Regions from separate parts of the Mus musculus genome. Here regions 1 and 3 are each linked to region 2. A link is a loop called in an ENCODE intact Hi-C map of the cell type or tissue named here. Cell type or tissue: gastrocnemius. All regions are shown on one strand.

Evidence for each region. Hi-C counts contacts between places; a loop is a spot of excess contacts. Peaks named below come from ENCODE experiments on the same cell type or tissue, not always from the same donor. Only the 100,000 strongest peaks of a DNase experiment are listed, where the experiment ranks them.
Region 1: a loop joins it to region 2, with 5 times the contacts of the local background. A loop is called at or near these places in 21 of 42 quality-filtered maps.
Region 3: a loop joins it to region 2, with 15 times the contacts of the local background. A loop is called at or near these places in 20 of 42 quality-filtered maps.

Annotation. Positions count from the first base shown.
Region 1 is chr7:16,378,806-16,386,805 of GRCm38, forward strand. The region is part of intron 1 of Sae1 (SUMO1 activating enzyme subunit 1); the gene reads right to left. Among named protein-coding and RNA genes, the nearest start is that of Sae1, 5.1 kb to the right of the region's middle. In gastrocnemius, no CTCF peak of the experiment used is centred here; no DNase peak of the experiment used is centred here.
Region 2 is chr7:16,291,498-16,299,497 of GRCm38, forward strand. No RefSeq gene overlaps it. Among named protein-coding and RNA genes, the nearest start is that of Ccdc9, 8.7 kb to the left of the region's middle. In gastrocnemius, CTCF peaks have their summits at 3,442 (motif pointing right) and 5,451; DNase peaks (open chromatin) are centred at 3,026, 3,485, 4,113 and 5,539; H3K4me3 peaks cover 2,434 bases; H3K27ac peaks cover 3,756 bases.
Region 3 is chr7:16,369,344-16,377,343 of GRCm38, forward strand. It overlaps Sae1 (SUMO1 activating enzyme subunit 1), which reads right to left. Exons shown (of 9, transcript NM_019748.3): 3 at 944-1,117. Among named protein-coding and RNA genes, the nearest start is that of Sae1, 15 kb to the right of the region's middle. In gastrocnemius, CTCF peaks have their summits at 3,511 (motif pointing left), 4,588 (motif pointing left) and 7,373 (motif pointing right); a DNase peak (open chromatin) is centred at 7,377; H3K27ac peaks cover 221 bases.

The sequences.
Region 1 (8,000 bases), 87 kb after region 2:
TGGATGAGGTCCTGCATGGCTCTCCAGAACCACAAAATAAACGAATAAAAAGAGGACAAGGGAAGATGCAATTTTAAAGAACAAGTGTTACATAATGATGAAAACCGTTCTGAAGGAGTGTATCTGTCACCTGAATGGCTGGGAAGCTGAGGCGAGAGAGATCTCAGGAAGTTCACATCCAGACTGGATTACAAAAACCTTGTCTCCACAACAAGAAACCCAGAGAAGGTGATTTTTCATCAAAATAAAATAAACAACCGATCAACATACAGATAACTGAAAAGAAAGTATTCCAACTATAGAAAACACACAAGCTCAAAAGGGGATACTTGAAGCTAGGTGGGGTGGAACACACCTTTAGTCCCAGCACTTGGGAGGCAGAGGCAGACCGATCTCTGTGAGTTAGAGGACAGCCTGGTCTACAAAGCAAGTTCCAGGACACCCTGGGTTGTTACACAAAAAAACATGTTTCAGAAAAAAAGAAAAAGAAAAAAGCCCAGCACTTGGGAGGCAGAGGCAGGCGGATTTCTGAGTTCAAGGTCAGCCTGGTCTACAGAGTGAGTTCCAGGACAGCCAGGGCTACACAGAGAAACCCTGTCTCGAAGCCCCCCCCCCCCCAAAAAAAGAAAGAAAGAAAGAAAGAAAGAAAGAAAGAAAGAAAGAAAGAAGAAAGAAAAGGGAAAGGAGAATGCCTGGCTTGACTGTTTTCAGAGACAGCAAAAACAAAGAGGCCGCGAAGTGGTATAGAAAGGACAAATGTGAAGTATGAAAATGGGGTGGGGGGAGCACAGCACGAGGGCTCTGGGGGGCACTAGAAGCCATGGGATGAGAAGATGACGCCACAGGTAAGAGAAGTCTGGAGTGGTTATGTGTGCACAGCCACTCAGACTAGTATAATAACCAAAGAGGACAAGTGTATTTATTATGGTATTGGGGACTGAACTCAGGGGCTCCAGCCACAGCAGGCAAGTGCTTTAAGTAGAACCCCAGCTTGGCAAGAAGAGCCATGATTTAATCTGGAGCACACAAGCAAAACCCATGGAAGCATAAGAAGGTGTGTGCGAGAGGTGGTGTGCACACTTGTGACCGCAGCACTGGAGAGGTGAGGACAGGATAAAGGGTAGGTAGGTTCAGAGTCTGCTCCACGACTTAGTAAGCTTGAGACCAACCCCAGCACAACAAAAACAGGCAGGGGAATTGTGTTGATCTCTATAAATAAAAATAAGACAAAAATCAAACAAAGCACCCAGAGAACACCAGGGGCTCTTCTCCAACGATCAGTGAGTGCTTACTTAGTCTGTAGTAAGCCCAATGGCCGTCAGGGTCTGGGGTGCATATCTAAAATTCTAAGGAAGAAGGATGGGAAATTTGAGGCCACCTGGACATGGTGGCGTCCTATAAGGCCAAGCAATGGATCAGAAGCTCAAGGTCACTCTGCTTGAGGTCAGCCTGGGCGATGAGACCCTTTCTAAAGGAGGGAGGGAAAAAAAGAAACCTCAGCAGGGCATGATTACACACACCACACTAGTTCATATGAAAGCCAACTTTATGGCTATGTAGTAGAAATTAATACTCTCAAAAGAAATAATTTAAAAGGTAATATTTAAGCAAGGTGGTAGCAATAGTACACATCTTTAATCCCAGCACTAAAGAGGCAGAGGCAGGTGACGGATCTCTGGAGGCCAACCTGAACTACAGAGTAAGTTCCAGGACAGCTAGGACTACTAGAGAAACCCTGTCTTGAACAACCAAAACAAACAAACAAACAAAACAAAACAAAAAAACGCCAGGAAGTGATGGCACATGCCTTTAATCCCAGCACTGGGGAGGCAGAGGCAGGTGGATTTCTGAGTTCGAGGCCAGCCTGGTCTACAGAGTGAGTTCCAGGATAGCCAGGGCTATACAGAGAAACCCTGTTTCAAAAAACCAAAAACCAAACAAACAAGGCAGATAAATGCAGGAGGATTACTGCAAAATTGAAGCCACCTTCATCTTTGAACTGAGTTCCAAGCCTGTCAGGACCACAAACAAAAGCATTGTCTATACTCTGAAGTAATACCTGGCATGTAAGAAACTGGACATGGGTGTTAAGATAGACTTAGTCAACTTCTCTTAAACTCTACCACCTTCATTATAAAAAGCCTAGCTATTCATACACTTGAATCTGGATTTTTTCAGCACCTACTCCCAAAAAGAATTGTTTGAGACTTGGTCTCATACATACAAAGGTGGCCCTAAAACTATGTAGCAGAGAATAGCCTTGAACTTTGACCCTCCTGCCTCTACCTCCAGTATGTACCTTCTTGCCTAATGTATTTGATACTAGGATCAAACCCAGGGCTTCATGTATGCAAGAAAGGCAAGCCCCTGCGCTACATTCCCAGCTGATAAAATCTACAGCTCATCCTGAGTTGTTCAGGACTTGTCTGTACTACCTTACTAGCCTGACCACCTATTATCAGACTACTACTCACCAAGACTTGACAATCACAACATTCCACAGCCTGTAAACACACTTCCTCTCTGGCCCATTCCAAGTCCCGCACCCCAAAGCCATTTCTTCAGAGCCTGAGGAGGTTAATAGTCACCGTGGACTTTATCAGATTTAGAATCACCAGTACACACAGCTCTGGGTATGTTCTATGACAGTGTTTATTATATAAAGGTTCAATGAAAGAGGGCAGACCTACCCTGACTGTGGGCAGCACAATCAATGGAGTGGGCTCACATTCAATGAAAAGGAAAAAAAGACAGCAAGCTGGCTCAGGTTCCACAAGCAAAAATGTTTGTTGCCTGAAGACTCAAGCCTGAGAACATGAGTTCCATTCTCAGAAGCTACAGAAAGTTAATGAGAACCAAGTCCACAAAGATGTTCCCTGACCTCCATACATACCTGCTCAGATATATACCACCTGTCACAGACATTCAATAATAAATAAAATTCTTAGCACTCAGGAGGCAGCAGTAGCAGGTGGATCTCTGTGAGTTCAAGAACAGCCTGGTCTACATAACTACTTCCTAGACCCTGTCTCAAAACAAACAAAATAATAAAGTTTAAAAAGAGTGGGAAAGAGAGCACCAACTGTTCACCTGTTTGCTGACGAGATGCAATTCCACCAGTTTCCTCACATCCTTGCCACTGTGGCTGTACAGATTGTACACTTAAACCACAGCAACGAGAAAATAATGAACACACAGCTTTCCTCTGTAACTTCTTTATTATTTATCTTGTATGGATGCATGCATGTACATGTGAGGAGGCCAGAGGAAACTGGAATCCATTCTGTTCTTCCACTTCTTAGGCTCCTGAGACTGAAATCCTGGTGTCAGGCTTTGTAGCCTCAGAGCAAGCTTGTCAACCTCAGGGGCCCTTCCTACCATGCACACTCAAGGGAGAATGACCTCTCTAGAACGTCCCTTGCAGGAACAATATTTAAAATCTCTAACGGTCCTAATGGTGCAGGCTTGCCATCCCAGTTGCTCAGGAGGGTGAGACAGGAGAATCAAAAGTACAGAGAGCCAGCTGGGAGAGCTGGTCCACACCTATAAATCCAGCAGGCCAAAGAAAGTTCCAGACCAGCTGTTACAGAGTGAGACCCCGTCTCAAAACACACACATAGAGCCACCGGGCGTGGTGGCGCATGCCTTTAATCCCAGCACTTGGGAGGCAGAGGCAGGCGGATTTCTGAGTTCGAGGCCAGCCTGGTCTACACAGTGAGTTCCAGGACAGAGAAACCCTGTCTCAAAAAAAAAAAAAAAAAAAAAAAACACCACACAGATGACTAGAAACACTAAAAAGAGGGCTACTCTGTGAACATATTTATAAAAAGGGAGAAATGGCTCTGACCAGTCTCAGGTTATTGCATGGCTTCTGCAGTCCCCCAGCCCCCAGCCACTACAACCAGCTCTTTGGAATGAGGGATCTGGAACTATTCTTTCTTTATTTAGTCTTTTTTTTAAAGATTTATTTATTTATTATATGTTAAGTACACTGCAGCTGTCTTTAGATACTTTTTTTTTTCTTCTCGCTCTGGCCCCATTGCCTTGCTGTAGCTGTCTTCAGACACCCCAGAAGAGGGTATCAGATCTCATTACGAATGGTTGTGAGCCATCATGTGATTGCTGGGATTTGAACTCACAACCTCCGGAAGAGCAGTCAGGGCTCTTAACTGCTGAGCCATCTCTCCAGCCCTATTCTCTCTTTATTTAGCAGCAATCAAAAATGAGTATCATGTTTTAATCTTAACTCCTCATGCCAGGGCCCTAGAGACCATAGCTTATTTATGGCTCAATTATATGAAAAAGGCTTAAAACACTACCTGGCACACAGTCAGCACTTAATGAAGTAGCTATTATTTATATTCTCTGAAGTAGCAATTCCCCTTCTAGGATTCAATCCTACATAAGTACATGATTGCAGTCAGTGAGGTTTGTCTGAGGCACGTTATTTAAGTTGAAAAAAGTATGCACACCGGGGCTGGAGAGATGGTTCAGCAGTTAGAAGCACTCACTGACTGCTCTTCCAAAGGTCCTGAGTTCAAATCCCAGCAACCACATGGTGGCTCACAACCATCCATGAGATCTGACGCCCTCTTCTGGTGTGTCTGAAGACAGCTACAGTGTGCGTAGATATAATAAATAAATCTTAAAAAAAAAAAAGTATGCACACCATACACATCCTTTCACTTACCCAACATATACCTTAGCCATGTGCTCATCACTTCTTACCTATAAAAGGCACCTGCGAGCAAGCAAGCAAGCACATACACTTCCAACTATGCTGGAAGCTGAGGCAGAAAGATCATCACTTGAACCCAGGAAGAACAAAGCAAGACCTTGTTTCTTTCTTTAAAAATAAAAAGATTTATTATTTCTTTTGTTGTATTTGCTTGCACACAACTCTGTGCAGCACATGTGTGCAAGAGCCACAGTGGCTAAATCTCCTGGAAGTGGAGTTCCAGGAAGCTGTAAACTGCCGTGTGGGTTCCAGAGACTGAACACCAACCTCCTGAGAGCAGTAAGTGCTCGTTACTGAGTCATCTCAACAGCCCAACACTCTGTTTCTTAAAAGTATAAAAACAGAGAAGCTGTGGCTATAACTCAGTTGATAAAATACTTGCCTAGCAAGCACAAAATACTGGGCTCCATCCCCAGCACAGCAAAAATGGTGTGTGGCACACAACTATAATCCAATCACTGCAGAGACAGACAGACAGAGAGAGAGAGAGAGAGAGAGAGGCAAGAGACAGGAGGAACAGTCGTTCAAGGTGATCAGCACGAGTATAAAGCCAACCTGAGTAATAGGAGACCTTGCTGAAATGCATTTGGCCCCCATGCTTTCATCTTGTCCCTTATAATCTACTGTCCCATTTCAAAGACATATTTTGAGACAGGCAATGGTGGCACACACCTTTAGTCCCAGAACTTGGGAAGCAGAGGCAGGAGGATCTCTGAACTCAAGGCCAGCTTGGTCTACAGGCCAGCTTGGTCTACAGATCTAGTTCCAAGACAGCCAAGGCTACACAGAGAAACCCTGTCTCAGGAGGTTGGGGAAAGACATGCTTTGTTTAACCTACTGGGTACAATTCAGGGCTTCAGATGCTAGGCCCTTGCTCTAGCCACTGACCAGCCCAGACAAACCCTTTACATGTAAGCTAGATTTTATCAAGTGTTCAAATCTTTGAATGGTCTCTCTGCCACCTTAGTGGAAAATCAGTCCTGTGGATCCTCTTTTATTTTTCGTTCTATACTCTTTCACCTGCTAACCTGCTAAAGACAAACCAGCTTCTCTTCACAGGAAGTAAGGCTGCTCCCAACAAAGGACCGGGGTATTAAAGGATCCTACTTGACCTCTCAAGTTTAAACAAGTGACTCATTCATTAGTTATCAGACTTTCTCTAGGAAAGTAGCATTTTCCTAGAGAAGCCCATAGCCCGTAAACTTTGTGGGGTTTGTTTTGGCTTTGTTTTAAGGAGGGGGAGATAGGGTAAAGATTATGGACATCAGCTACTGAGCCCTTTCTTATATAATGCAAGAAGCAGAACCTAAGACTCTGTATAAGCTAAGCAAGCACTTTACCAACTGAACTATACACCAAAGAGCATAACACCACGCTTAAGTGGCATCCGGAAGATGAGGCACAGGTCAAATTTCAGCCAACAAAACATAAACCTCTATGCTAACTGTGCTACGTTATTAAAATCCTCAGAGAGAAAAGGCTTAAAACAGAAATTTCTTATTTTGTTTTTGATAGTCTCATGTAGCCCAGGCTGGCCTTGAACTCCTAGCCCTCCTGAAGCCACCTTGGAAGCACTGGGATTATAAATCTCTCTGCACCTGTGATGCCAGCTCTCCTAGCACTGGGCAGGAGGACTGTTCCACGTCTGATGCCAGCTCGGGTTAGAGTGAAACCCTGTCTCAAAGGGAAAATCAAACATCCGCTGGGGTAGGCTGGGAAGCTGGAGTATTTCTAACCCAAGTAAAACACACACACCCAGCACGGGATTCCACCTCTGGCCCTGAAACTATAACTGCTCAGAAAACCTCTTAGGCATGTCAGTGGTTCAACACTCTTAATATTTTCCCTTCTTTTGTTGCTTAATATTCAGACTTGTCTAATCACAGAGAATCTACTGAAGTCTGCTGGGCATAGGAGTTGTACATGTGCTATCTCATTTACGTCTCAGTATAATAAAGTATATTCATTCCCTTTTTTCTTCAGAGACTCTATATGTGTGCACATCTGAGTGTATGTATGTGCAACACATATACACATATGTATGTATGCGCAGTGCCCACAGAGGCCAGAAGATTTCAGATTCCCTGCAACCAGAGTTACAGGTGGTTGTGAGTCATCACGTGGTTGAGGGGGAATGAAATCTGACCCTACTTCCAAGAGCTGCTCTCTCGGTCCTACCCTCCCCACTTTAAAAGTAAGGGTCTCATTATGTAGATCATGTGGCCTAAAGCTCACTGGGAATAAAGGTATATGCCACCATGCCAAGGCCTTGAACTTCTGATCTTCCTGCACTTACCTTTCAAGGGCTAAGATTACAGACATGCACTAACACATCTTGCTTATATGGTGTCTCCCTCCCTCCTCAGCCTCCTGAATACTGGGATTACAATGTCCAGCTTTCTGGTTTGATTGGGGTGTTTATGTAGACCTAGCCTGCCTCTGATAGGATCAAAGCTTGTATCACCATGCCTGACAGTGTTTTTGTTTTTTAAGATTGTATTTATTTACTTATTATATGTAAGTATACTGTCGCTATCTTCAGACACTCCAGAAGAGGGTGTCAGATTTCGTTATGGATGGTTGTGAGCCACCATGTGGTTGCTGGGATTTGAACTCCGGAGCTTCAGAAGAGCAGTCAGGTGCTCTTACTCACTGAGCCATCTCACCAGCCCGTGTTTTGGTTTTTGAGGTTAGGTGTCCCTGTACAACTCACGATGGCATTGAACTACTCTGTACTGAAGATTAACTTTGAGCCCACTCCTCCATCCTCAGCCTCCTAAGTGCTGCAATGTCAGGTGTATGTACGACACTACCCTAGAGCCTTATCACTATGGAACTTTATTATTTATGAATATTGCTCTTAGTCCCCATCAAAACATAAGCTTCAAGTTGGGAAGGAGCCTATTTAGTTCAATAAAAAATGCTCAAGGAGCCCAAGTAAGATGCCTCACCAAGTAAAGTGCTTGTCTCAAATGCCTGGGGGACACCTGGCAACCTGAGTTTAGACCTCAAAAATCTACATAAAGGAACTGACTTCACAAAGTTGTCCTTTGGCATCCACATCAACACCATGGAAAACGTACAGAGAAGTCAAAACATAAAATTCTAAAACCTCTCCCCCAAAAAATGCTCCCCCCAAAAATGCCTAGGGAGCCAATGTGTGATGATGCATGTATTTATCTCAGCACTTAAGACAAGTAAGATCTCTGCAAGTTCAAAGCCAGCCTAAGCTATAAAAACAATTACCTTTGGAGTTTGTTTT
Region 2 (8,000 bases):
TCATTTCTTTCTTTAAAAAAAAAAAAAAAGATTTATTTATTATTATATCTAAGTACACTGTAGCTGTCTTCAGATGCACCTGAAGAGGGCGTCAGATCTCATTACAGATGGTTGTGAGCCACCATGTGGTTGCTGGGATTTGAACTCAGGACCTTCGGAAGAGCAGTCAGTGCTTTTAACCACTGAGCCATCTCTGCAGCCCCCCCTTTTTCCCCCCAAGATTTATTTATTTATTTATTTATTTATTACATGTAATGTACACTGTAGCTGTCTTCAGACACTCCAAAAGAGGGAGTCAGGTTTCATTACAGGTGGTTGTGAGCCACCATGGAAAAGCAGTCGGGTGCTCTTACCCACTGAGCCATCTCAGCCCTTTGTATAGCCCTGGCTGTCCTGGAACTCACTTTGTAGACCAGGTTGGCCTCTAACTCAGAAATCCGCCTGCCTCTGCCTCCTGAGTGCTGGGATTAAAGGCGTGTGCCACCATGCCCGGCTTTTATCATTTCTTTTTTTTTTTTTTTTTTAAAGATTTTATTTATTTATTATATGTAAGTAAGTACACTGTAGCTGTTTTCAGACACACCAGAAGAGGGCGTCAGATCTCGTTACGGATGGTTGTGAGCCACCATGTGGTTGCTGGGATTTGAACTCTGGACCTTTGGAAGAGCAGTCGGGTGCTCTTACTCACTGAGCCATCTCACCAGCCCCCTTATCATTTCTTTATGTCAAGAATATTCACCTTTTTCTCATTTAAGTATCTGAAATATGCAATGTTTTTATTAGCCACACATGTTTTGCAGTAAACAATCTGTAAGTTTGCTGCAAAGAGCACATAGGCAGGGTGTAGTAGCAAACACCTATAATGCCAACACTGGTGAAGCAGAGGCAGGCAGACTTCTGTGAGTTTGAGGCCAGTCTTTTTAACCCAGAGTGTTCCAGGCCAGCCAGGGCTACATAGTGAGACCCTGTCTCAATAAATAAATGGATAGATACAAATTAAAGGTAAAGCAAACTATAGGTTCTCAATAGGTATGCACCATCATTATTGCTTCCAAACACACAAATTTCTGGATCGTTTATTTGACAGTAAAATGACCTACAGCAGATCCAAGCAGACTTCCTGGAGCCTGGAACTTATACCAAATTTAAAGGCATGGTTGAAAGTTATATATAAAAAGTCAGGGCTGGTGAGATGGCTCAGTGGGTAAGAGCACCCGACTGCTCTTCCGAAGGTCCAGAGTTCAAATCCCTGCAACCACATGGTGGCTCACAACCATCCATAACAAGATCTGACTCCCTCTTCTGGTGTGTCTGAAGACAGCTACAGTGTACTTACATATAATAATAAATAAATCTTTAAAAAAAAAAAAAAGTCAGCCGGGCAGTGGTGGCACACGCCTTTAATCCCAGCACTCAGGAGGCAGAGGCAGGTGGATTTCTGAGTTCGAGGCCAGCCTGGTCTACAGAGTGAGTTCCAGAACAGCCAGGGCTATACAGAGAAACCCTGTCTTGAAAAACAAAAACAAAAACAGAGCAGATCGGGGCAAGGTAGTACTGGGGTCCGAGAAACTGGAGAAGCTGAGGCAAGAGGATTGAAACTTCAAGGTCAGTGTATTAGTTAGGGCTTTACTGCTGTGAACAGACACCATGACCAAGGCAAGTCTTAGAAAAAAAAAAAAAAAAAAAACAACATTTCTCCTAGAACACAGGATTTTGCTCCATTTCACTTCTTGGTATGCCTTTAATACTCCAACCATATATTTTATATTTTTCCTTTCTATGCTTGTTATGCTTGTTCAAATTTCTCTTCATAAGACTTAACCAGAGAACAAAGTCTCTGCTGGGCATTTTTGAAACTTCCTTTGTCAATGCAATTAATGCAATTAGTCCAAGTCTCTTCACTTTAGCCTCAAGCAGTCTTTTCAGACAAGGGCAAAAAGTAGCCACATTCTTCACCAAAATACCACAAAAACACTCTTTATGCCACATACTGAAATTCTTCTCTTTTGAAATCTCTTAGGCCAACACAGTTTAAACACAGTTCAAATTACTCCATATTCCTACTAGGATGACCCATTAAGCCACATTTAAAGCATTCCACTGCTTTCCAAATCCAAAGTCCCAAAATCCACATTCTTTCAAATAAAAGCATGGTCAGGCCTATCACAGCAATACCCCCACTCCTGGTACCAACTTCTGTTTAGTCAGGGTTCTCTAGAGTCACAGAACTTATGGATAGTCTCTACATAGTAAAGGAGTTTATTGATGACTTACAGTCTGCAGTCCAATTCCCAACAATGGTCAGTAGTAGCTGTGAATGGAAGTACAAGGATCTAGCAGTTGCTCAGTCCCACACGGCAAGCAGGCGATACTGAGTGAGCTCAAAGGCAGCTTAAGAAGAAGACCCTGAAGCCGGGCGAGGTGGCGCAAGCCTTTAATCCCAGCACTTGGGAGGCAGAGGCAGGTGGATTTCTGAGTTCGAGGCCAGCCTGGTCTACAGAGTGAGTGCCAGGACTGCCAGGGCTATACAGAGAAATGCTGTCTCGAAAAAACAAAAACAAAAACAAAAAAAGACCCTGCCAGTAAACAAAAAAGTACAAATAAGCTGAGAATGGGCTGGAGGAATGGCTCCTGGGTTGGGACCTGAGAATTTGGCTCCCACCACCTACAACGAGCAGCTCACTATGGCCTGTAACTCCAACCCCAGGGAATGTAACCCCATCTCCTGGTCATATGCACAGAGACATAGATACACACATTTATTTATTTATTTATTTATTTATTTATTTATTTATTTAGGTTTTTCTTGATGAGACAGGGTTTCTCTGTGTAACCCTGGCTGTCCTGGAACTCACTCTGTAGACCAGGCTGGCCTCGAACTCAGAGATCCACCTGCTTCTGCCTCCCTAGTGCTGGGACAAAGGCATGAACCACCTTTTTTTTTTTTAAGAGCATTTATTATTTTCTGTCTGTGCAATATTTTTCCCTACAATATATACCATGTGTGCAGTGCCGACAGCAGCCAGAAAGGGGCATCAGATACCATAGGACTGGAGTTTAAAATGAAGCCCGCCTTGTGGATCCTGGGACAACAACTCTGAAAGATAAGCCAGAGCTCTTAACCACTGAGCAATCTCTCCAGCCCTTACACACAATTTTTTTTTTTTTAAGTTTTTAATGGGCTGGGGATATAATTAAATGTATAAGAACTTAGGATGTGTGAAGTCCTGAATACATTTGCAAAAGCGCGCGCACACACACATACACAGAAACCCTCAACCATATACACAGTCAATTCAGGGTCCGTAGTTCATCTCAGTGGCCCTGGGTTCGAGCTCCAGAACTGCAGAACCAGGTCTAAGTCCTGGAGTTGCTGTGAGAACTTCAGGTTCCTCTGCGTGGTCTGAGAACCCTGCGCTTTCATCTTTGGCCGTTAGGGGGCAGCAAGCGCACGATGGATTGGCGGCGCAGGACCAGCGCGGGGGCAACTCAGGCAGAGGAAGCTGATGAAATCCTAGCCAACTTGCAGTGAGCTCATCCCGCCCGGGCGCCTCCGGAAGCCACGGGGCGGCCCGGCCTCCGCCTGGCCCGAGCGATAACGCTCTGGTTTGGAACCAGGGCGGGAAGTCCTTCCTGAAGTCTGCCTTGTATGGGGCCTGCTGCCAGAACCCTGGGCCTGAGGGGAGGGTCGAGGACAAAGTGGGTGTTTCTTGCAAAATAAAAAAGAAAGTGAATTCGGAGCCTAGCGGTGGGATGGAGAGAAAGAGAGGTGGGGAGGAAGGAAAGGAGAGACATGAATGAGAAAGACTTTTGTGAGCGACAAAGACAGAAATTGAGGCGGACGTTGGAGAGACAGAAAGCAGGTTCAAGTCAAAACAGATGGAAGAGAGGTGGGACACGAGAGACAATAAAAGGAAGAGACCCCGGCAACAGGAACCAAGCAAGTGGCAAGGATGCTGAGGCAGGACAGGCTATGGGCGCGGTGGGGACCGTAGGGACCAGCCCTGCGGGATGGGGCGCGTCGTGGGCCCGCCCAGCCCCCCAGCCCCGCGGCGGCGCGGGCCAGTTACCAAGTTACCAAATTACCGCAGGATTCCGGAGCTTCTGACTGGCGAGGCTGCAGCCAATCAGAGAGCGGCGCAGCTGTTCTCGGGCAGGAGGCCTGGAGACACGCGCACCTTCCCACACCCAGGAAGCCGCTGACACAGGCCCGGTGGCGCGCGCCACCACTGTCCCGCGGACACGCGGAGTTCTTCTACACGGCAACACACACACGGAGACCGTCCCACACCCACATGTACGCACATTCATACACACGCATGCACCCTTATCTGCATTCGCATACAGAAACACATTCACACACGTGTACACACAGCACAGATATACACAAATATTCACACATATGCACAAATGTTCACACATATACACGCATATAAACTTACATGTGCACACACATATACCTATGCACACGCATATACACATGTATATGTATACATGCACACCATAGATGAATATATACACAAACATACATAGACCCACTAACATACACACACACACACACACACAGGCACTCACACACACGCACACACACACACACACCTAGAGGCATACACAATCCCAAGACACAGACACACACAGCCCCGGGAAGCACTACACATCTTTTTGAAGTCAGTAAAGCAATGCACAGTTCACACATACCACTACACTGACACACAATGGCCTTGTCACAAGTGACAGTGGCACAACCATAAGCCCACACACACACTTCACAACCACACTCGAGGGAGATTTATAATCAGCATAATGTCACTGATGTGTGCACAGTCCCAGGGACAGGCAACCCAATCTTCAGACACAACCACAGTGACATACTCACAATGACACATGGCATTGTATAGATAATGTGTATGCTTGGTGGCAGTGTGGGGCATGTAAACACACCCATTACTATGATATGCACACAGTACTACTGGTGCTTGGCGTGGCAGACACCATCAGAGAGACACACTGACATCAGTACAGAAATACAACACATCCACACACACCTCCATGGCTGTGACACAATCCCAGTGTCACACAAATAACCCCACACAGGAGCCATAGCATTGACACATGCCAGCCTACTGCTTATATCTGCACACTTTTCACAGAAAAGCATCCCAAGGACTCTTATAATAGCCCAAGGACTCAACTATTTGTTGCAACAGCCTGACACGCACATATCACCATACTTAGCGTGCTGACAGGGACCATCACACTGACACACTAGCCCCCTGACACGATCACTTTCATAGAACAACTCCCTAACACTCTGGCCACACGCCTAGAGGAAATTGTCACTCATATAAACACACATATCATTCCTGCTCTGGTCCATGGAAGCTAAGTGCACGTGGGATGCTGGGGGGAGGGATGCAGGGAGGACTTGTGTTTGTGTATTTGGGTGCAGTTCCTCCCCCTTCCTGCACTTCCTGGGGGCGGGGCCAAGCGGCTGCCGCTGTTACCGGGTAAACTTCCCCGCCTCCCCCTCGTGCGGCCATTAGTCACCCCCCCCAGGATGATGTCATCGCCTCATTCTGGAGGCTGAGTAATCCTAGTCTCCGCCCCCTCCCCCCCAGGTACCAGGGAAGGGGCGGGCCGCACCTGAGCTCCGCCGAGGACTAGAGCTGGGGTCTGGAGCTGAAGGCTCGGCGCCTTCGATGTCCCTGGGGTGGGGACTAAGGAATCTGGGCCTCTCTAAAGTGACTTAAGAGTGCGTATCAGTGTCCCCGGAGACTGGGGGCTTCCAGCCCTGGATCGGTGGTAGCAGACTTCTGGATCTTTTAGGCTTGAGGTCTTTTTGTTAATGCTCACTTGCTGCTTTGTGTTTGGTGTTGGGTTTGTTTGTTTGTTTGCAGTGCTGGGGATGCAGCCTAGAGCCTCACCCACACTTAGGCTAGGAATCCTTCACTGAGCAACATCCACACTATTTTTTAATTTTTTTTTTTTTTTTAACTTTTAGACAGTTACCCCCTAAGGACAGAACTGTCACTAAATCACCCAGGCTGGCCTTGAAGTTACTCTGAAGTCCATACACACATAAACCATAAATTTTCTATTCTCCTGCCTCAGCTTTTCAAGTAGCTGGGAATGAATACAGACATGTATAACTGGGCTCTGCTTGCTTGTGTTTTTATGAAAACAGGCTCTCACTCTGCAGCCCAGTCCAACCTGGAACTCTTGGCAATCCTCCTGCCTCACCCTCCTGGGTGTTACAGGCATGAATCCCCTTATCTACTCAGTCCTAAAGTATGAAGCACCCCCCAGGTGCTCCCCACATTCATGCTAAGGGCTTGATCCGTTCTCTCTGACTGAGGCCTGGGATAGATTGAGTGCTAAGGAGGACACAATAAATGCAATGTCAGGTTCCCCTTGGTTCTGGGAGATCACCAAGCTGTACCCCGGGGAACAAGTGCTTACAGGAGAGAAAAGAGTACAGGTCTGTGCCTCAAGGATGGGCATGTGACCACATGGATGAACCAGACACCTGAAGTCTAATGACTTATGGGGGTGGGAGGGGGACATGTCTATCAGCACCAATATGCTGAATGAGGCTGGGAGTTCCCCCAAGACATCGGAGGGTCTGTTTCCCAAGAACCCCAGTTCCTATGTCCTGTGCGGTGAGATGTGGGTCTTCATTTTCAAAAGACCATTCAGACATGCCTGCCTGCCTGACCTTTCACGAATATACGGACCCAGTTTGGTTTGTTTCGTTTTAAATAAGGTCTCATATAATTCAAGCTGGCCTCAAAAACATACTGTATAGCCAGAGGTAACCTTGAACTCATGACTGTCCTGCCTCTACCTCCCGATTTTTGGTATGACAGGTATGGACCACTCTACCCAGCTTTATAGAGTGCTGTGGGTGGAGCTCAGACTCACAAACAGCTGGCAAAGCCGGGCATGGTGGCGCACGCCTTTAATCCCAGCACTCCGGAGGCAGAGGCAGGCGGATTTCTGAGTTCGAGGCCAGCCTGGTCTACAGAGTGAGTTCCAGAACAGCCAGGGCTACACAGAGAAACCCTGTCTCGAAAAACCAATCAACCAACCAACAAACAAACACCTGGCAAGCCCTCTGTGAACTGAGCCTCATCCCCAGTCTGGCTCCCTTTGGAAGGGGACTCCAGACCTTGTCTCTTGGGGCTAGTAGTCCCTGTGGAGAAGGGATTGTATACTTATTTACTTATTTTGTAGCTCAGGTTATCCTTGAACTTCCTACAAAGCCCATGCTGGTCTTGAATCTCTGGTCCTCCTGCCTCCACCGTCCAAGTACTGGGACACTGGTGTGCACCATCATTTCTGGCTCATGGCCTTGACTTTTTTTTTTTTTTTTTTTTTTTTTCTCCTTGTGTTGTTTTAGGTTTTGAGAAGGGTTCTCAAAATGCAAGTCTGGCTGGCCTAAAAACTTACTATGTACCCAGAGATAACCTTGAACTCATGACCCTCCTGCCTCTACCTCCCTCTCTCTGCACAGACCGTGCTGGCGTGGAACTTAACAGAGATCCTCTTGTCACTGCTTTTGCCTCCCAAGGGTTGAAATGAAGGCATGAGGTACCATGCCTGGTGATGTCCTTGTTTTTATGACTCCAGAAGTCCATTGTGTGTGTTGGGGGGAGGGTGTCGCCGCCGTTCTATTTTTGAGAAAGTTTTGCTATGTGGCACAGGAAGGCCTCAAACCCTTAGCAATCCTCCTGCCTCAGTCTCTGGGGTGCTGGGATGGCAGGGCAGCATCAGCATATCTGGTGTACCACTGTTTTTGTGAGGCCATAGCTGAATTTCTCTTCTGTAAAGTCTTGCGACTTGTTTTCCACAGCCAGTACTCTGAATTCTTTTCAGGGCACGGGTAGAGTCACTCCCTGCCTTCCTGGGGTCACCCTGAAAGGGTCTCTTTATGGAAGGGGTATATTCGGTGGCTAATTTCCTAAGACCAACTCCATGGGACCTTCCAGCTGTGGCTTGGG
Region 3 (8,000 bases), 78 kb after region 2:
GAGAATAGATGATGTGAGTTCTACATGCAGCATTTGGTGTATCACTGACAATTCCATGGCCAAAGTGATTGTTTGTGTGTGTGTGTGTGTGTATATATATATATATATAAAAGGCACAGACACACTGAGCACAGATGTGTTGGCTGTTAGTTATCTGTTTTTTAAGACAAAGCAAGGAGGTGGGGGTGCATGCCTTTAAGTGCAGCACCATGCAAATCTCCAAAGGTCAGCCTGGTCTTATAGAGCAAGTTCCAGGATGGCCAGAGCTACAGAGAAACTGTCTTCAAAAACAAAACCTTATGTAGCCCAGACTGGCCTCAAACTCAGTCTTGATCTCTTATTCCTTCCTAATTCCATTTGCCTAATGTCGGGATTATAGGCAAATGCTACCAAGCTTGGCTAGGGATGTTTGCTGCTTCCTTCCTGAACACAAAACATAAGCTGTAGCTTGATACTTCTATCTAATAAGTGCAGCTGGCAACAAAATTAATCAGCAACTTAAATTTCCAGAACACAAGAGCAAAGATTCTGCTCTTGGCCAAAAGACCGAGAAGTGATGATGAGCAAAGATTCTGAAGGAAGATAAACACTAATGCTGAAACCTAGACTCAGATAACAGAAGCCCAGACACAGAAGACAGCAGGCACCTCACAAACAACCACAATAGGTCTAATAGACTGGACCTACTCAGAAACACATATACAATGTGTCAAGCCTAAAGAAGACATCAGTTTATAGACACAGATGGGGTAAAAGTTCAGAGTGTGTGATTTGAAAGCCCTTGTACACCTACAGTTAATCTCGTTACATAGTCCTGGCCTCCTTCCCACCTTTGGCTCCCAAACACTAGGGTTAGAGGTTAGAGGTATGACTCCATACTGAACTTCCACTACTACTTCAACCTGCTTGACTCTCCCAACAGGCTCAATACTAGGAAACTCACCGCATCAAACTTCGTGAAGAAGGACTCTGGCTTCTTCTCTACATCCTCAGTGTCCACCTTTACATCCACCATGGGATTGAGATTCTGGGCTCGTTCCAAAGAGGCCTCGGCCCTATTGCGGCCCACAGACCCAGTCTGAATCAAGAACTGAGCTCCAGGGTCTTCTGGAGATACCTAGGGAAAAAAAGTTCTCCTTAATTCTTGGAGTCTTTCTGAAATGTAAATCCATCAATGTAAAGACATCTAGACTATATAAGGATGCTAAAATGCCCACAACCAATTGTTATCATCCCTACAGAATTCAGCCTGGCTACACTTCAGTCGTGGCTAGTTTTTGTTAACTTCACACAATCTAGAATAATCTAGAAAAGAGGAAACTTCAGCTGAGAAACCGCCTCTATCAAACTGGCCCATGGACAGGTCTACCATGCATTTTCTTGATTAATGATTGATGTGGAAACACATTTCCATGGCTTCTGCTTCAGTTCCTACCTTTGTTCCCCTCAATGGACTTGGGACCAAACCAACCAACCCTTTCCTCACCAAATTGCTTTTTGTCAAGTGTTTTATCAAGGCAACAGAAACTCTCAGACAGGGCTGGAGAGCTGGCTCAGTGGTCAAGAGCACTGACTGCTCTTCCAGAGGTCCTGAGTTCAATTCCCAGCAACCAACATGGTGGCTCACAACCATCTGTAATGAGATCCAATGCACACTCTTCTGGGAGCCTGAAGACAGTGACAGTATACTCATAAATAAAATACATAATTTAAGAAAAAAGAAAAACTCTCAGACAAAAACTGGTACAAACCTAATCACATTGTTCATGCTGTTTTGGGGGAGGATTGTGGAAGTATTTGGGACTTAAGGCCAGAAAAGCCAGAGGGCTCAGAACGTAATGGGCTGCTCTGTGGAGGTTTCATAGGTAAGAATGCTGAGAGCAGTGCAGACGATAAGAGGCCTGTCTTGTGAAGTTTCGAAAGGAAGCAAAGGAACTCTATCAGGGCCATGTAAGTGATATTCTGAGTTACAAATTTGAAGTTCTGGTAAGATGGAGTTGAAGAGTTGGCTGTGATTACTAGGAGACTGGAACCAGTAAAATGCAACCTTTGCTCTGTTGAGACAATACTGATACTGTCAATGGCGCTAAAGAATCAGCTGTGATTAAGAAAGAAATAGGCAGCCGGGCGTGGTGGCGGAGGCAGGCGGATTTCTGAGTTCAAGGCCAGCCTGGTCTACAAAGTGAGTTCCAGGACAGCCAGGGCTATACAGAGAAACCCTGTCTCAAAAAACCAAAAAAAAAGAAAAAAAAAAAAAAAAAAGAAATAGGCAGCCGGGCGTGGTGGCACACACCTTTAATCCCAGCACTGGGGAGGCAGAGGCAGGCGGATTTCTGAGTTCGAGGCCAGCCTGGTCTACAGAGTGAGTTCCTGGACAGCCAGGGCTGCACAGAGAAACCCTGTCTTGAAAAATCAAAAAAAAAAAAAAAAAAAAACAAAGAACAAAAAACAAAAACAAAAAGAAAGAAACAGGCAGCTGGGCGTAGCGATGCATGTCTTTTATCCTGGTGCTTGAGAGACAGAAATGGATCTGAGTCTGCTTAGCTCTAGGACAGCCAAGGATATAGACAAACCCTGTCTCAAACAAAACAAAACAAAACAAACAAAACAAAAGATCAGCCAGCATCACTGAGGCAAAATCTTGTAAGGAAATGTTTGCTCAGGGTCAGCACACAGAAGCTTGGTCCAGAGAGGGCCAAGACTGTACCTTATGATAGCAGCCAAAGGAGTCATGAAGAGCAGCTGAGGTACTGCAGGGTCAGAGTGCCTGAAGAAAGCCCAAAAGAGGCCTGTGGTGAAGATTCAGCCCAGTTGCCACAGAGATGCCAGCACTTGGAGAAGCTAGTACCAAAGGCAGAAGTAGCTGTGGAATGGAGCTCTTCAAGATCTCTGGAGCCCAGAAGATCCTGAGTCACAGGCGTCTGACACCAAGGTTCACACTGCTGGACTTTGACTGTGCTCAGGTTTTTCCTCTTAAGAGTAAGAAACTCTAGCTATATATGTAGCAGAGGATGGCCTTGTCCATCATCAATGGGAGGAGAGGCTCTTGGTCCTATGAAGGTTCTATGCCCCAGTGTAGGGGAAGACCAGGACCAGGAATGGGAGTGGGTGGGTTGGTGAGCAGGGGGAGGGGGAGAGGATAGAGGATTTTCAGAGGGAAAACTAGGAAAGGGGATAACATTTGAAATGTAAATGTAAATATAGAAAATATCTAAAAAAAAAAAAAAAAAAAAAAAAAAAGAGTAAGAAAACACTTTTTTTTTTAATTTGCAGAAGCCCACAGTTAGTTGAGAGACTTGGGTGTTTTAGAAAAACCTTGAAAGGTATTCTGGATGTTTAAAGAGACTGAACAGGGGGGGCTGGTGAGATGGCTCAGTGGGTAAAAACACCAACTGCTCTTCCGAAGGTCCTGAGTTCAAATCCCAGCAACCACATGGTGGCTCACAGTCATCTGTAAGGAGATCTGACGCCCTCTTCTGGAGTGTCTGAAGACAGCAACAGCGTATTTATGTATAATAATAAATAAATCTTTGGGTCTGAGAGAGCAGGGCCAACCAGAGCGAGGAGAGGTTCTAAATACAATTCCCAACAACCACATGAAGGCTCACACCCATCAGCAAAGCTATAGGGTACTCATATACATAAAAATAAATCTTTAGAGAGACTGAACTGCTAAAGTGCTTGAATTTTTTTAAAAGACCGTTTAGTGTCTTATTCAGGACAAGTCAGAAAGGAAAAGTTGTAGTTAGTGATATGTTAGGTTTTTTGGAGGTCAACTTAACAAGTTAGAATTATTTGGGAAGAGGAAAACCAAAGTGAGAAAATGCCTTCATCAGATTGCTTATAGGTAAATCTGTGGGGGCATTTTCTTGATTAATAATTAATGTAGGGGGCTGGAAAGCTGGCTCAGCAGTTAAGAGCACTGACTGCTCTCCTAGAGGTCCTGAGTTCAAATCCCAACAACCACATGGTGGCTCGCAACCATCTGTAATGAGATCAGATACCCACTTCTGGTGTGTCTGAAGACAGCTACAGTGTACTTACATATAACAAACAAACAAACAAACAAACAAATCCATTAAAATATTAGTTAATTGCCAGGCAGTGGTGGCACATGCCTTTAATCCAAGCACTTGGGAGGCAGAGGAGGCAGGTAGAGTCCAGCCTGGTCTACAGAGTGAGTTCCAGGACAACTAAAGCTACACAGAGAAACCCTGTCAAAAACAAAAACAAAAACCACAAACAAAAACAAAACAAAAATATAGGAGGGCCCAGTTAACTATAAGTAGTGGCATCCCTGGGCAGGTGTCCCTGACTGTCTAAGTAAGAAAGCTAAGCACACCAGTAAACAGTGTTCCCCATGTCTTCCGTCTTAGCCCTTGCCTCCACATTTCTGTCCTAATTCCCTTCAGTCATGGGATGACCTCAAAGTTGAAGCTGAAATAAAATGTTGCTTTCCTGAGCTGCTTTTGGTCACAGTATTCATCACAGCAATGGAAACCCTAAGATAGCTGACTGTTCTTTCTTCTGAGGCTGTACCACACTACAGTTTAAAGCTGGCCATCGATAGTTAAAGAGCACCCTCTTGTGTTTACATGGGAAACTCTCCAAGCAAAGTTTAAGGTTTCCTCTACTTAAAGTTGGGTAGATTTTTAACTGCTACTGAGTGATTACTAGTTCTCAGCAGTAAACTGATTCCCTAGCACACAAAGGACCGTCCCTGAATTGGAAGAATCTCCACCCCCAGCCCAGAAGGACATGGAAGCAAGCAGAGTAATTGACTTTTTCATTAAGGGTAGATATGTCAGCAGAGCCCCAGAGACCAGAGCTACCAAGTAGACTCCATCCATATCACTCAAAAGTATTTCATACACAAAACATTTAACTTAGCAAATGAGTTCACCAGAACTAGGTTCAGGGGAAGTTAAGTCATCTCCCCCACTGTCCCTCCCCAGGCACCTACCAACTATCCAAAGGACACGTTCTTTCTCAGTATCAAGAAAATGGGCCAAGTCAGGAGTTGGTGGCACATGCCTTAAATCCCAGAACACAGGAGGTAAAGGCAGGTGGATCTCTGAGTTTGAGGCCTGCCTAGTCTACAGAGAACTAGTTCCAGGAAAGCCAGAGCTATTACAGAGAAACCCTGTCCTTTTTTTTTTCTTTTGGTTTTTCGAGACAGTGTTTCTCTGTATAGCTCCGGCTGTCCTGGAACTCAGAAATCTGCCTGCCTCTGCCTCCCAAGTGCTGGGATTAAAGGCATGTGTCACCATGCCTGGCAAGAAACCCTGTCTTGAAAAAATATTAATAATAAAAAGGAAAAATAAAAAATAAAAAGGGGTGGCATTTTTTCCAACCAGTATTATGCTTTTCAGTCACCACATGCTGTTGGGATCTCATTCCCTATTGGAAGGCATAAGTCTGAGATTATGGGGAACGGCTCTACACCATTCTGGTTAGATTCAAATCCTGGTTCAATCACTGACTGTATTGCTTAAGTGTATAGAAACAGTATAGACACTCATCATTCCACAGGTAATATGCTGCTACCCTGAGCTCAGATCCTGGCTCTTCTCTTCTATTGATAGACACTGTAGTCTCCATAGGCCCTGTGAAGTAAAGCTGTGTGCAAGATTCCATCTCAGGGTCCATTCACTTCACTCTGTATAGTTCCAAAACAAGCTCACTTATGCTTTTAATTTCTACCAAAAGTTGGCGTCATTTCTCAAGTCACTCTTGGTGCAGACTGCCTTCCAGCCATCCACCTCAGTCTATTAAAGTCACAGCTTCTTGGAGACCCACCAGACCTCATCACTGAGTGTTCTTATCTACCACCTTTTGGAGATAAGCCATTAACAACACATTAATCGCCCAAGTCAAAACCTTGTCTTCACGTGGATTCCTGGCCTGCATGTAGCCCTGCAGTAAGCTGGCTAAGGGCAAGGACCTGGACTCCTTGCCAAGACGGAGGCCACAAGTAACCAGGACCTAACCTCCTTTCCCTCCATTTACTACCGAGCAGATGGTGGCAGGTCCCAGAACTCAAGTAATTCTGAGAATAAGAAAGTGAAATCATCTCCTATATCTCTTCTTGGCTTTGAGTTCATGCATGTATGGGCCAGCAGATTCTCCTGTTCCTCATACCAGCGCACTTCCCGACATCTCACCTCTCATCTACAGTACCTAACACACTTGTAAAGTGGTTTCTCATCCTACATCTTGAGTCAACAATTGATGCAGTGATTACTGATACACTCAAACACACCTTGAAGATCTAGAGTCCCGATCACCTTCAATAATGAGGCCATCTTGATTGGTGATAGAGGCCAAGGCTGCTCAGGTTGCCTTCTCATTTTCTTTGAAACTGTTTAATGAATATTCACCTGGAGGGCTCTAGCAGACCCTCTTAAAACTTCCCTTGCCAGCCCGGAGGGAGAGCTAGAGAGCTGACTCAGCGGTTAGGAGCACTGACTGCTCTTCCGGGGGTCCTGAGTTCAAATCCCAGCAACCACACAGTGGCTGCTCACAACCATCTGTAATGAGATTGAATGCCCTCTTCTGGTGTGTCTGAAGACAGCTACAGTGTACTTACATATGATAAGTAAATAAAATCTTAAGGAAAAAAAAATCCCTTGCCAAAGCAGTCTTTCAACTTGATAAGCACCTCCTTAACTCAGATCAGAACCCTAGGAAACTTCTCCAAGTCTCCATATCACAATCTGCGTTAAGGAGGCCAGAATGGCTTCTGGATAATGCTTTGAGAATGAGAACCAGAGTGTAAGCACCTTTTATTCAGTGAACGGCAGACTTCAGGGTCCCTGAGGGAGTGCTCTAAGATGTGTGAATGTAGACTAAATAAAATGCTAAGGGACAGGCATTAAAACCCCCATCTAAATGAAAACAAAGTCTGAGAAGTCTATTGTCCAGTTGTAGAAGCTGGGACTATAGCCAAGTCCACATGATTTCACAGCCTTCCAAACAACTTTATACCTTCTCCTCCAACGGTGTTCTCTGGGAAATTGGGGAAGGAAAAGCATAGTGTATTTACTTATCTGATGGGAGTTGGGCTAGTTAAGCTGAGTAGCACTAGGCTACAGAAAGTCCATTATAAACCACACCTAACTCCAAATCCTGGAGTGCTTTGATATTTGTATCACCGCCCAGGTTCTCTACAGTGTAGCTGGGGTTGAGGACACTCAAGGAGAAGGTACTATGGCCCTCCAAGTGAGTAGAGGAAGACAATCAGCCCATGCCTCCCAACACTTCACAGCCCTTAGCACTCTTCTGACATGACATCAGAGCCACCTCACACATCTGGGATGAGCCCCACAGCCAGATAACTGCTTGGTGGCACATACACTAATCCTCCTCCAGATGTGCTCCTGCCTCTAGAGGGCACTGTAGTCTCACAAAAATCTTCTGTCCTGACTGCTCACAGATATGTATTTTCTTAGATTTTCTTTCTTTTTTAAATGTTTGATGTATGAGAGTTTTGCGATGTAGCCCAGGATGGATTTAAATTTGCAGCAATCCTCCTGCCTCTGCTGAGTGCTGGGATTACAGGCATGTATCACCATACCACTTTCCTCTTAGATTTAACTTAATTTTTAGATGGGGATATGGCCTAGTTGGCAATGCTATCTGTCTAGCAAGCAATGAAGCTGTAGGTTTGACCACCAGTGCTTCATAAACAGTGTGGTGGCTCATGTCTGTAAAATCAGCACTGGGGAGTAGAGGCAAGATCAGAGTTCAAGGTCACCTTCACCTGTTCAGTTAGCTTGAACTAACCGAAATCCTACTTCAATAGCAATAAAAATGCCAGAATCAACGGCATATTCTTTTAATCTCAGCACCGGAGGCAGAAGACAGGCTGATCTCTGAGTTTGAGATCAGCTTGGTCTACACAGAAAGCTCCCAGCCAATCCCTACATAGTCAACAGCCTCATGCCCGGCATGGAGAAGCGCAAGCCTGCCTTTAATCCCAGCACTCAGGAGGTGGAGGC